2 separate regions of the Homo sapiens genome follow, and region 1 is linked to region 2. Evidence: read pairs that join two places in POLR2A ChIA-PET (ENCODE). Cell type or tissue: Panc1. All regions are shown on one strand. Each heading gives the region's core, and the rest is flanking DNA. Links, peaks and the distances in the headings are about the cores only. Region 1 overlaps N4BP2 (NEDD4 binding protein 2). Region 2 overlaps RHOH (ras homolog family member H).

Evidence for each region. Peaks named below come from ENCODE experiments on the same cell type or tissue, not always from the same donor. Only the 100,000 strongest peaks of a DNase experiment are listed, where the experiment ranks them.
Region 1: POLR2A ChIA-PET joins it to region 2 with 6 read pairs; 15 of 35 experiments call an interaction of 5 or more read pairs at or near these places.

What each region holds. Positions count from the first base shown.
Region 1 is chr4:40,060,503-40,065,707 of GRCh38, reverse strand. The region is part of intron 1 of N4BP2 (NEDD4 binding protein 2); the gene reads right to left. Among named protein-coding and RNA genes, the nearest start is that of N4BP2, 6.3 kb to the right of the region's middle. In Panc1, for the core only: no CTCF peak of the experiment used is centred there; no DNase peak of the experiment used is centred there; H3K27ac peaks cover 345 bases.
Region 2 is chr4:40,243,837-40,249,334 of GRCh38, reverse strand. RHOH (ras homolog family member H) reads right to left here. Exons shown (of 3, transcript NM_004310.5): 3 at 2,368-5,498. The coding sequence ends at 5,373. Among named protein-coding and RNA genes, the nearest start is that of RHOH, 50 kb to the right of the region's middle. In Panc1, for the core only: no CTCF peak of the experiment used is centred there; no DNase peak of the experiment used is centred there; H3K27ac peaks cover 1,947 bases.

The sequences.
Region 1 (5,205 bases), core at 206-5,205, 180 kb after region 2:
GCACACAGAATTGATAATGATCAGACTAACAAAACTCCTATTATTTCCTATACGGTTTCAGTTTCTTAAAATGAAAGTAGTTTATATTTGTTGTTTCAACTTTTTTCTGTTGACTCCTTGACCCAATACAATCCACCCTCCCATCCCAAGCAGCATTTACTGGTTTTTTTCTGTCTGGCCCTTCTTGGTCTCTGTCATGGACTTTCTGCCTTCTGCTCACTTTTTTCAGTGTCATTGCTCGCTAAGGTTCTGTTCCTAATCTTTTGTTCGATTTACCTCTTCTAGGTCCATTCAAACCCATGGCTTCAATGCCTGTGTGACTCCAGTCAATAATTTTCTCCCAAACCCCAATATAGTTAATTGTTTGACAGACATATCCACTTGAATATTCCATGGGCACTTCAAACCTGAGAGGTCCAGCTTAAATTTCCTTCAATGACTCTCTATAGCTTTCAAGATCAAGTTCCAACTCTGTGATAAAGCACTCAAGGACTTCTATGACGTGATCCCTTATCTACCTTTGGCCTCCTCTTCTTCCACTCTAATCCACCTGTACCTAGTTATTTGTTTCCCACACAAGGTAGCCCATTTCACAGCTCTGTGCCTTATACATTCTCTGCCTGAAAGTCCCTCTAACCCCAGCCGGGCACAGTGGCTCACGCTTGTAATCCCAACACTTTGGGAGGCTGAGGTGGGCAGATCAGGAGGTCAGGAGTTCGAGACCAGTCTGGGCAACATGGTAAAACCCCATCTCTACTAAAAATACAAAACTTAGCGAGTGTGGTGGTGCATACCTGTAATCCTCCTGAGTACAGGAGGCTGAGGCAGGAGAATCGCTTGAACCTGGGAGGCGGAGGTTGCAGTGAGCCGAGATCACACCACTGCACTCCAGCCTGGGCAACAGAGCAAGACTCCATCTCTACCCCATCACACCCAACCCATATTTATTGGTTCAATTTACTTTTCTTTAGGAAAGTTTCCCACTATCTCAAAGCATGATTTAGCCACAGCTCCCAATGCACCCTAGACATCTATCTTAGCACCTTTGTATTTACTTGTTGAGACTACTAGTCTGTAAGCATCTTGCAGATAAGTGTTTTATTTAGCAAACAAGAGCTCAATAAATACTTGTTATTGCCGGGCGCGGTGGCTCACGCCTGTAACCCCAGCACTTTGGGAGGCCGAGGCAGGCGGATCACAAGGTCGGGAGTTTGAGACCAGCCTGACCAACATGGCAAAACCCCGTCTCTACTAAAAATACAAAAATTAGCCAGGCGTGGTGGTGCGCGCTTACAGTCCCAGCTACTCAGGAGGCTGAGGCAGGAGAATCACTTGAACCCAAGAGGCAGAGGTTGCAGTGAGTCAAGATCACACCATTGCACTCCAGCCTGGACAACAGAGCGAGACTCTGTCTCAAATAAATCAATCAATAAATAAGTACTTGTTATAAGCTAGCATAAGCCAAAAGGCCAACTTCTTTAAAATGTTGGACTTACCATTTTCGTACCTGGAATACACAGGTCCATAGTACAGGGCATCTCTTTACCACAAATAAAGTACCAATGAAAATAAATTCATAATCAGAAAGGTGGTTAAGAATTACAGTGGATGAGGCCAGGCATAGTGGTTCACATGTGGTCCCAGCACCTTGGGAGGCTGAAGCAGGAGGATCACTTGAGCTCAGGAGTTCGAGACCAGCCTAGGCAACATAGTGAGACCCCCCCCTGCCGCCCCACCAATCTCTCTAAATAAATAAATAAAATTGGCCAGCACGGTGGCTCACACCTGTAATCCCAGCACTTTGGGAGGCTGATGCAGGAGGATCATCTGAGGTCAGGAGTTCAAGACCAACCTGGCCAACATGGTGAAACCCTGTCTCTACTAAAAAGACAAAAAATTAGCTAGGTGTGGTGATGCACACCTGTAATCCCAGCTACTCGGGAGGCTGAGACAGGAGAATCGCTTGAACACGGGAGGTGGAGGTTGTAGTAAGCCGAGATCACACCATTGCACTCCAGCCTGGGCAACAAGAGCAAAACTCCGTCTCAAAAAAATTAATTAATTAATTAATTTAATTAAAAATAAATAAATCAATAAAACGATAAAGAATTAAAGTGGATATTCTTTATGTCTGCCCAGAACTCCGTCCTCTCCCCTACTCAAGGTCTGCTCTGCTTTTTGCTAACAGATCCCTGGCCATGTAAGTGAGCATATCACAACCTAGAATGAACTAAGCATAGTACTTCATCCCTTCAAACACTAGATTTGGTCAAGGTTCTAGTTGATACCCCTGTGCTGCCATGAAACAGGTTTACCATGTGAAGAAACATATTTTCAGTAAAAGGAATAAAGCCAGTATGCACAGAGTATAAGTACGGAAAGGTCCCAACTATGGGAAAGTTCCCACCCTAGCTCTTCATGGCCATCCTTATTCATACAATGCCTATTATATGGTCATATGAACCAATAACTTTTTCCCCTACAGGCTACTTCAAGCTGTATTTCTGTTACTTGAACACCAAAAAGTCCTAACTAATAAAATAGAGAAACCAAATTGATAAAAATTAGACATCAAAGGATTTTTTCATTCAGGCTATAAAAGGGCCTGGTATGCCTTCTCTGGCTTAGAAAACTTTCATCTATCAAATATAATGTCCCTTTCCTCTCTGTATTAGATAAACCCCAAAATTACTATTTCATTCTCTTTCAATACACTCTATGCAAATCACATCATTTTTTAAGACAGTCCATTTACCGCTATGTGGTGAGATGACAAATAAGCAAGCAATCACAATGTAATAAAAGAACATGGAGTGCTAAGGACACAAAGAGGAGGCCCATGTAACTCAGACTTGAAGTATCCGAGGGCTTTCTCCTAGAGCTACCACCTAGGCTGAGACCTGAAAGACAAGCCTGAGTTAATAAAACAAAAGTGAGGGTAAGGAACAAACTAGGAAAGGTATTCCAGACAGATAGAAGCTTCTGAACTCAAGTGCAGATTTAAGAACTCTGACCCCTTCAGGGAGAAATACAAGGAACTTAATAGGGCTAGCACACTGACAGCCAAGTGTCAATAAGGATCCAAATCATGAGGATCCTGAAAGCCAAGTGAAGAAGTTCAGAAGTCTCAAAAAAAAAAAAAAAAGAAGTTCAGAAGTTATCCTAAAGGCCATGAAAAGTCACAAAAAAGTTTTAAGCAGAGGAGTAATGTGTTAGACAGATTACTCTAGCTACAGTGGGAAAAATGCATTGGAAGACTGAAAGCAGGGATGAGCTGTTAGGAGGCTCGTGCAACAACCCAGGTGAGACATGATACTAACCATGGAGTAGGAGGGCAGCAGCGAGGATAGGGAAAAGGAACAGATTCAAGAGATATTAAAGAGAGGAGGATCACGAAGTCAGGAGATCGAGACTATCCTGGCTAACACGGTGAAACCCCATCTCTATTAAAAATACAAAAAATTAGCCGGGCGTGGTGGTGGGCACCTGTAGTCCCGGCTACTCAGGAGACTGAGGCAGGAGAATCGCTTGAACCCAGGAGGCGGAGATTGCAGCAAGCCAAGATCGCACCACTGCACTCCCACCTAGGTGACAGAGCGAGACTCCGTCTCAAGAAAAAAAAAAAAAAAGTAACCAAAAAATAAAGCAGTAAAAACAAAACAAAAATAAATAAATAAATAAAACCAAAAAATAAATAAAGCAGCAAATTAATGCAAATATTTTCAAGAAAAAAAGACACTAATGGCCAGGCATGGTGGTTCACACCTGTAACCCCAGCACTTTGGGAGGCCGAGGCAGGCAGATCACCCGAGGTCAGGAGTTCCAGACCACCCTGGCCAACATGGCGAAAACCCATCTCTACTAAACATACTAAAATTAGCCAAGCGTGGTGGCAGGTGCCTGTAATCCCAGCTACTCGGGAGGCTGAGGCAGGAGAATCACTTGAATGTGGTAGGCGGAGGTTGCAGTGAGCCGAGATCACACCACTGCACTCCAACCTGGGCAACAAGAGCAAAACTCCACCCAAAAAAAAAAATAAAATACGCCAGACACAGTGGCTCAAGCCTGCAATCCCAGCACTTTGGGAGGCTGAGGCGGGCGGATCACCTGAGGTTAGGAGTTTGAGACCAGCCTGGCCAACATGGTGAGACCCCATCTCTACTAAAAATACAAAACTTAGCTGGGCGTGGTGGTGCACATCTGTAATCCCAGCTACTTGGGAGGCTGAGGCAGAAGAATCACTTGAACCCAGGAGGCGGAGGTTGCAGTGAGCTGGGATCATGCCATGGCACTCCAGACTGGGCAACAAGAGCGAGACTCCATCTCAAAAATAAATAAATAAATAAATAAAATGAAATAAAAATATGAAAATTAGCCGAACATGGCAGTGGACACCTGTAATCCCAGCTACTCGGGAGGCTGAGGCAGGAGAATCGCTTGAACCTGGGAGGCAGAGGTTGCAGTGAGCCAAGATTATGCCACTGCACTCCAGCCTGGGCAACACAGCAAGACTCTACCTCAAAATAATAATAATAATAAAGACACTAATAACCTTAAATCTGGGGCTTGCATAAAGTTTTAAGAAAAACAGCCAGCTGAGGGTGGTGGCTCACACCTGTAATTCTAGGGCTTTAGGAGGCCAAGGTGGGAGGATTGCTTGAGCCCAGAAGTTTGAGGCCAGCCTGGGCAATATGGCAACACCCCGTCTCAATTTAAATTTTAAAAAAAGAAGAAGAAAAGAAAAGAAAAGCAGCTAATACATGATCAAAGGATATGCTCATACAATCCACGTTTAGAAAAACAGGCCAGGCGTGATGGCTCGGGCCCATATTCCCAGCAACTTGGGAGGTTGAAGTGAGAAGACTGCTTGAGCCCACAAGTTTGTGACCAGCCTAAGCAACACAGCGAGACCCTGTCTCTACAAAAAAATTTTAAAAATGAGCCAGGCACAGCGGTATGTGCCTATACTCCCAGCTACTCGGGAGGCTGTTGCAAGAGGATCCCTTGAGCCCAAGAATTCAAGGCTACAGTGAGCTATAATCATGCCACTGCACTCCAACCTGGACAACAGAGGGAGACCCTGTCTCAAAAAAAAAAAAAAAAAATCTAGCTACTTAGCCACATAAATTTATTAAAGCCTCTTTTAATTTTTAAAGTATGTGCGGCCGGGCACAGTGGCTCATGCCTGTAATCCCAGCACTTTGG
Region 2 (5,498 bases), core at 258-5,257:
GACCCCAGAATACATCACGATTGTCTGGTCTCTCCACTCCCTCATCATGGCTTTTTATCTACCATTAGTATTGAGTTCCAGGTCGGGATGCATTTTAGAATCTACCAAAAAGCTAATGTAGACTTCAGGTTTAATCAAGAACTTTTTATGAACTCATAGCTCAAATAATTTTCAGAGCTTATCTTTTCTTGTGAAAACCTGCTTGACATCTTAGCCATTGATTATGTTTCTTTGCTTTATCTGGACAGATACAGTCTCACGAAAAGTAAGTTCCTACTATTGAGTTGTACTGACCCCACTCAACTTGTAAGCATTTCTTTCTCAGCACTGGGGCCGAGCACTCACAGAGCCCTGTCCCCTCTGTCATGTCATAACTCTACAGATGCACCAAAGTGAGTCCTTTCATCACATTTCATTCTGGGTAAAGGGCGCCTCCTAAGTACGAAATCCTTGAAAGAGAAGAGCCAAACTCTCCTCTTCCCTGTCACTCCCTTGTTCAAAGGAAATACCTGAAACCTGAGGGGTGGAAAAGTGAGATAAGAAAAAGAGAATATTGGCCAGGCACGGTGGCCCACGCCTGTAATCTCAACACTTTGGGAGACCGAGGCGGGTGGAGCACCTGAGGTCAGGAGTTCAAGACCAGCCTGACCAACATGGTGAAACTCCATTTCTACTAAAAATACAAAATTAGCCAGGCGTAATGGAACATGCCTGTAATCTCAGCTACTTGGGAGGCTGAGGCAGGAGAATCACTTGAACCCAGAAAGCAGAGGTTGCAGTGAGCCGAGAGTGCACCATTGCACTCCAGCCTGGGCGACAAGAGCAAAACTCCATCTCCAAAAAACAAAACAAACAAACAAACAAAAAATGAAGAGAAAGAGAATATTGGCTGGGCACAGTGGCTCACACCTGTAATCTTAGCACTCTGGGAGGCCAGGGTGGGAAGATCGCTTGAGCCCAGGAGTTCAAGACCAGCCTGGGCAACGTAGTGAGACCCTGTCTCTATAATTTTTAAAATTAGCCAAGTTTGGTGGTGTGCACCCATGGTCCCAGCTACTTGGGAGGCTGAGGTGGGAGGATCACTTGAGCTCCAGAAGTTGAGGCTGCAGTGAGCCATGATCACACCACTACACTCCACTGTGGGTGTCAGAGCAAAACCCTGTCTCAAAAAAAGTTTTTTAATAAAAAAAGAAAAAGAGAATATTTCCCAAGCTTTTTATAACATTAAATAATGGTGTATTTCATCTCTGCCAATTTATATGCAATCAGCCTTTGGAGTTATGCTTTAAATACCAAGGATTGGAATGGAGACCTTTGCAAATGATGGTGTTGTGTGACATAGGTGGGTCCCATTCTCATTGCCAGAAAGACAAGGGCAGGACAAAGGTCAGACTTGGAATATTTTATTTAAAAATATATTTTTCCAGCTACTCGGGAGACCGAGGCAGGAGAATGGCATGAACCCGGGAGGCAGAGCTTGCAGTGAGCGGAGATCACACCACTGCACTCCAGCCTGGGTGACAGAGCGAGACTCCGTCTCAAAAAAATAAAAAAAATCTAAAAATTAAAAAATAAAAATAAAAATATATTTTTTAAAATACAGGCTACTTGACTGGCAGGGGTGGAGCTGCAAGCTACATGAGGTCGGATGTGGCAAAGCCATTCAGTCAAGCTGCTCTGGGAGGAAGTGGGGCAGGGTGGTTTTGAGCAGACCCACTTGAGACTCCTGGGGCAGCCACTCACCTGCTGCATGGGCTTGGCCTTGTCACATCAACATGCTGAGCCTCAGTTTCCTCATGTAAGATGGGACTCAGTATAATGTGGGCCTACACACATGTGGCAAAAGAATGCTTCGCTCGGTGGCCGGCACAGCACATCTGAAGCACTGAACAAACTTAATCAGGATGCTTCTAGCTTTCTTGTCACTCACTGCACTGGATTCTGCTGCCCAGTTAACTAGTCAGTGGAAAGTAAGACAGAATAGAATTGCTATGGATGGAATGTTTGTGTCCCCACAAATCTCAAAATGTTGAGGCCTAATCCCCAGTGTGATGGTATTTGGAGGTGAGGACTTTGCGAGGTATTAGATCATGAGGGTTGAGCCCTCATGAATGGGATTATTATCCTTAGAAGAAGAAACACCAGAAAGATGATCTCTTGCTCTACCATGTGAGAACACAGCAAGAAGACAGCCATTGCAAACCAGGCAGAGGGGTCTCACCAGAACCCAACCATGCTGTCCCTTGCCTTGGACTTCCCAGCCTCCAGAACTGTGAGAGATAAATTTCTGTTATTGAAGTCCCCTAGTCTATGGTTTTCCACTATAGCAGCCCAGGCTGACAGAGACAAGAATGAACTACCCGACCATGAAAATTAACTCTTTAATGTCATCAAGAACATATTTAATGCTGCTACTTGGAATAGTTAAGAATCGATATGCAATAGTCTACAAAAAGGTACCACAAATTTTGAAGTATAAGAAACCTGTGTCTGCATCTAGGCAGGCAAAAGTAAGTATGTGCTTATGTAGAACACACAACACACGGATTCTACCCATATGACCTATTTTTCTTCTTACCCCTACAAGGCTGGTGAGGGTCTGCTTGCTTTCTATAACCACTGTGTGGCACAGAAGCCCAATTACTGTCTTTCTCTCCATTTCAGTTTAACACAACTTTACCTCCATTGCCTTCCCTGTGCTGAGCCCTGGGGACACTGAGGAGACCAGGAGGCAGTGCTACCTTCAAGAACAGCAGTCTAGCAGGAAGACAGACACTTATCGGCTCCATTTCTGCCAGATTCTGCCACTGGAAAGGGTTTACACATAGATTCCTGGTCTCAGGTATGAGAGTTCCCAGACGGAGCTGTTAAGCTTGGCTCCCGCCAACAGGTGGAGGTCTCACCTGTGTGTCTTTGCCCAGGTGACAGCAAAGCCATTTGAGTGTGCCCTCTCTGGCCTTCCCTTCCTGCTCTGCTGCCACCGTGGAACCACCTCCTCTTCCTTCACTTAGGATCATGTATGGTGGCCCTTCCCACTTTCAGATACCCACCCCCATCTCTCTTCAACAAGAGAGAAAGAAAAGCCTGGGGGACAGCCCACTGCAGTGAATAGAAATTCCTTCCCACTGACATGTTAAATACCTCTCATGGCAAAGGCTGGCCCTGAACACCCGCATCCGTGATTTAAGACTCTGTGGGTTGAGGGAGAAGAAGAGAATCCCAGGGATATCAGAGGATATGAGATCCCTTCCCCTCCCCTGCCCGGTCATCTTTCAAGCCCCCCAACCCTGAGCTGAGAACTAGAGACACGGGCTCTCCAATCAAGGGAGGCGGGTGACTTAGAGGTGAGTACAAGCCACCGCCTGGAGAGCAGAGAAGTCTGAGTGAAGGCAGCTGTGTCAGCCCCAGGGAACCGAGGCAATCCTCCCACCAGAGATCAAGACCCCGGTCCCAGGCCTTTTACTGGCTGTGGATAGGAGGAGAGAGAGAAGGAGAAAGCAATGTGTGAATGAGCACACATTTGGTTTTTGATACTGATTATAGCTGTAAGGAATTGACCACACAAGGGAACAGAGAAACTGGTTTGGCTATGTCAACATAATTCTAATCAAAGTCATTTATGCCAGCCACCTTACCTTTTGTGTGTAATAGTCACGTTACCCCATAACAATGATGTACCTTCATAAAGGTGGTTCAGAGTGTTTCTAAGTTTTGATTAGGGCAGTAATTGATTGATCTATCTAGGTGCCAGCCTTTGCAATTTCTTTCTTTTTTTTCTTTTCTTTTTTTTTTTTTTGAGATGGAGTCTCCCTCTGTTGCCCAGGCTGGAGTGCAGTGGCGCGATCTTGGCTTACTGCAACCTCCGCCTCCCAGGTTCGAGCAATTCTTTTGCCTCAGCCTCTTGAGTAGCTAGAACTACAGGCATGTGCCACCACACCCAGCTAATTTTTAGCTAATATTTAGAAGAGACGGGGTTTCACCATGTTGGCCAGGCTGGTCTTGAACTCCTGGCCTCGTGATCCACCCGTCTCAGCCTCCCAAAGTGAGCCACCACGCCCTGCCCAACCCAGCCTTTGCAATTTCTACCTTAAGTTATGTAGTCCTCTGTTCTCCACTTTAACAGATGAGCAACACCATTGCTTTTAAACTATTCGATAGAATGAGGTTTGAGTTGTGTGTGTGAGAGCAGGTTGTGTGCGAGTATGTGTGTGTCTATTTATTCAGTATTTCCCCTGATAACTTTCTGTTCTCTGAGCAGTTGCTATATAGCTTTCTTATTCCTGTGCTTGGAATTTGATTTTTCTTTTTTGAAGGCTGTAAATTCTACCTTTTTTCCCTTACATACACATATATATGTAGATATCCCCCCAATAAGCCTAACTAGACCTTACGATTCATAAATTATGTTGCCACAACAGCTCAGTTTAGACAAATTTATAACAAATTTGTGAAATTAACAGAACTTTGAGACCCCTGTCTTTCACAGGACCTGCAGTCGCCTGGGAACCACCCTACCAGAAGTGAAAGTGACACTCTCTTGCTTCTGTTCCAAGTTCTGTTGCCATTGCTTGGAGCAGTCTGATTCTCTACCTGAAAGATGGTGTTTCAATCAATCTTGGTGAATGAGAGGAGAATATTTAGTGCATAACTGGAGTTGAGTGAAAGACAATATAGTAAATAAATGAATGATGTTTTATCATTTCAGAAAAATATAGTGATAACTTTAAAATCATTAGGCAGTATTAGGATATCTTATGGAACTGTATTTTATATCCAACTGTGAATAACAGGTAAGTAGAAAACAAATTGCAAAGATTCATTTATGGTCATTTTTAAATTTGATTACCCATTTAAATCCAGCAGCCAAGTGGTTTCAACAGACTTTCTACTTGAGGTGAAAATAATAACACTACAAACATATGGCAGAGCTTCGTACAAGCATTTCACTCACAGAGGAGTTTATGTTTTCGAGGATGTAGGAAAAGATTTTCCAAGTGTGAAAACTAAATATATACAAAAGCAATACATTTTGTTATTAGTTAAATAAAATGTGTCTTTAAATATGGAATTCTTTGAAAAACTCACTTCATCGTCCAAAATTATGGAGACTATTTCACTTTTTTAATCAAAGATGGAATATTCATCACAGTTCCCCAAGGGATTTTCTAACTGGCCTGGGCAAGGAGTTCACTTGTAGAGTGTAGTTAGTGAAAACATCCAGTGGCCAAGCCTCATCAATAACTGTATCCAAAAGGAGACGCTGCTTGGGGTGTACCCAGAGAAAACACCAAGCTTTCCTGGCTTCCCGGCCCTCCCTCTCCCCATTAGTCTTTGGGGTGCATACATAAGTGTTGTGTGAAGTCTCTTGGGGTTTAGAAGATCTTGCACTCATTGATGGAGAAGAGCCTCCTTCTGTTTCGTCTCCTGGCCTGGTTGACGGCAGTTCGGACGGCGCACTCAAACACCTGCTGTACTCCCCGATTGCTAAGGGCTGAGCA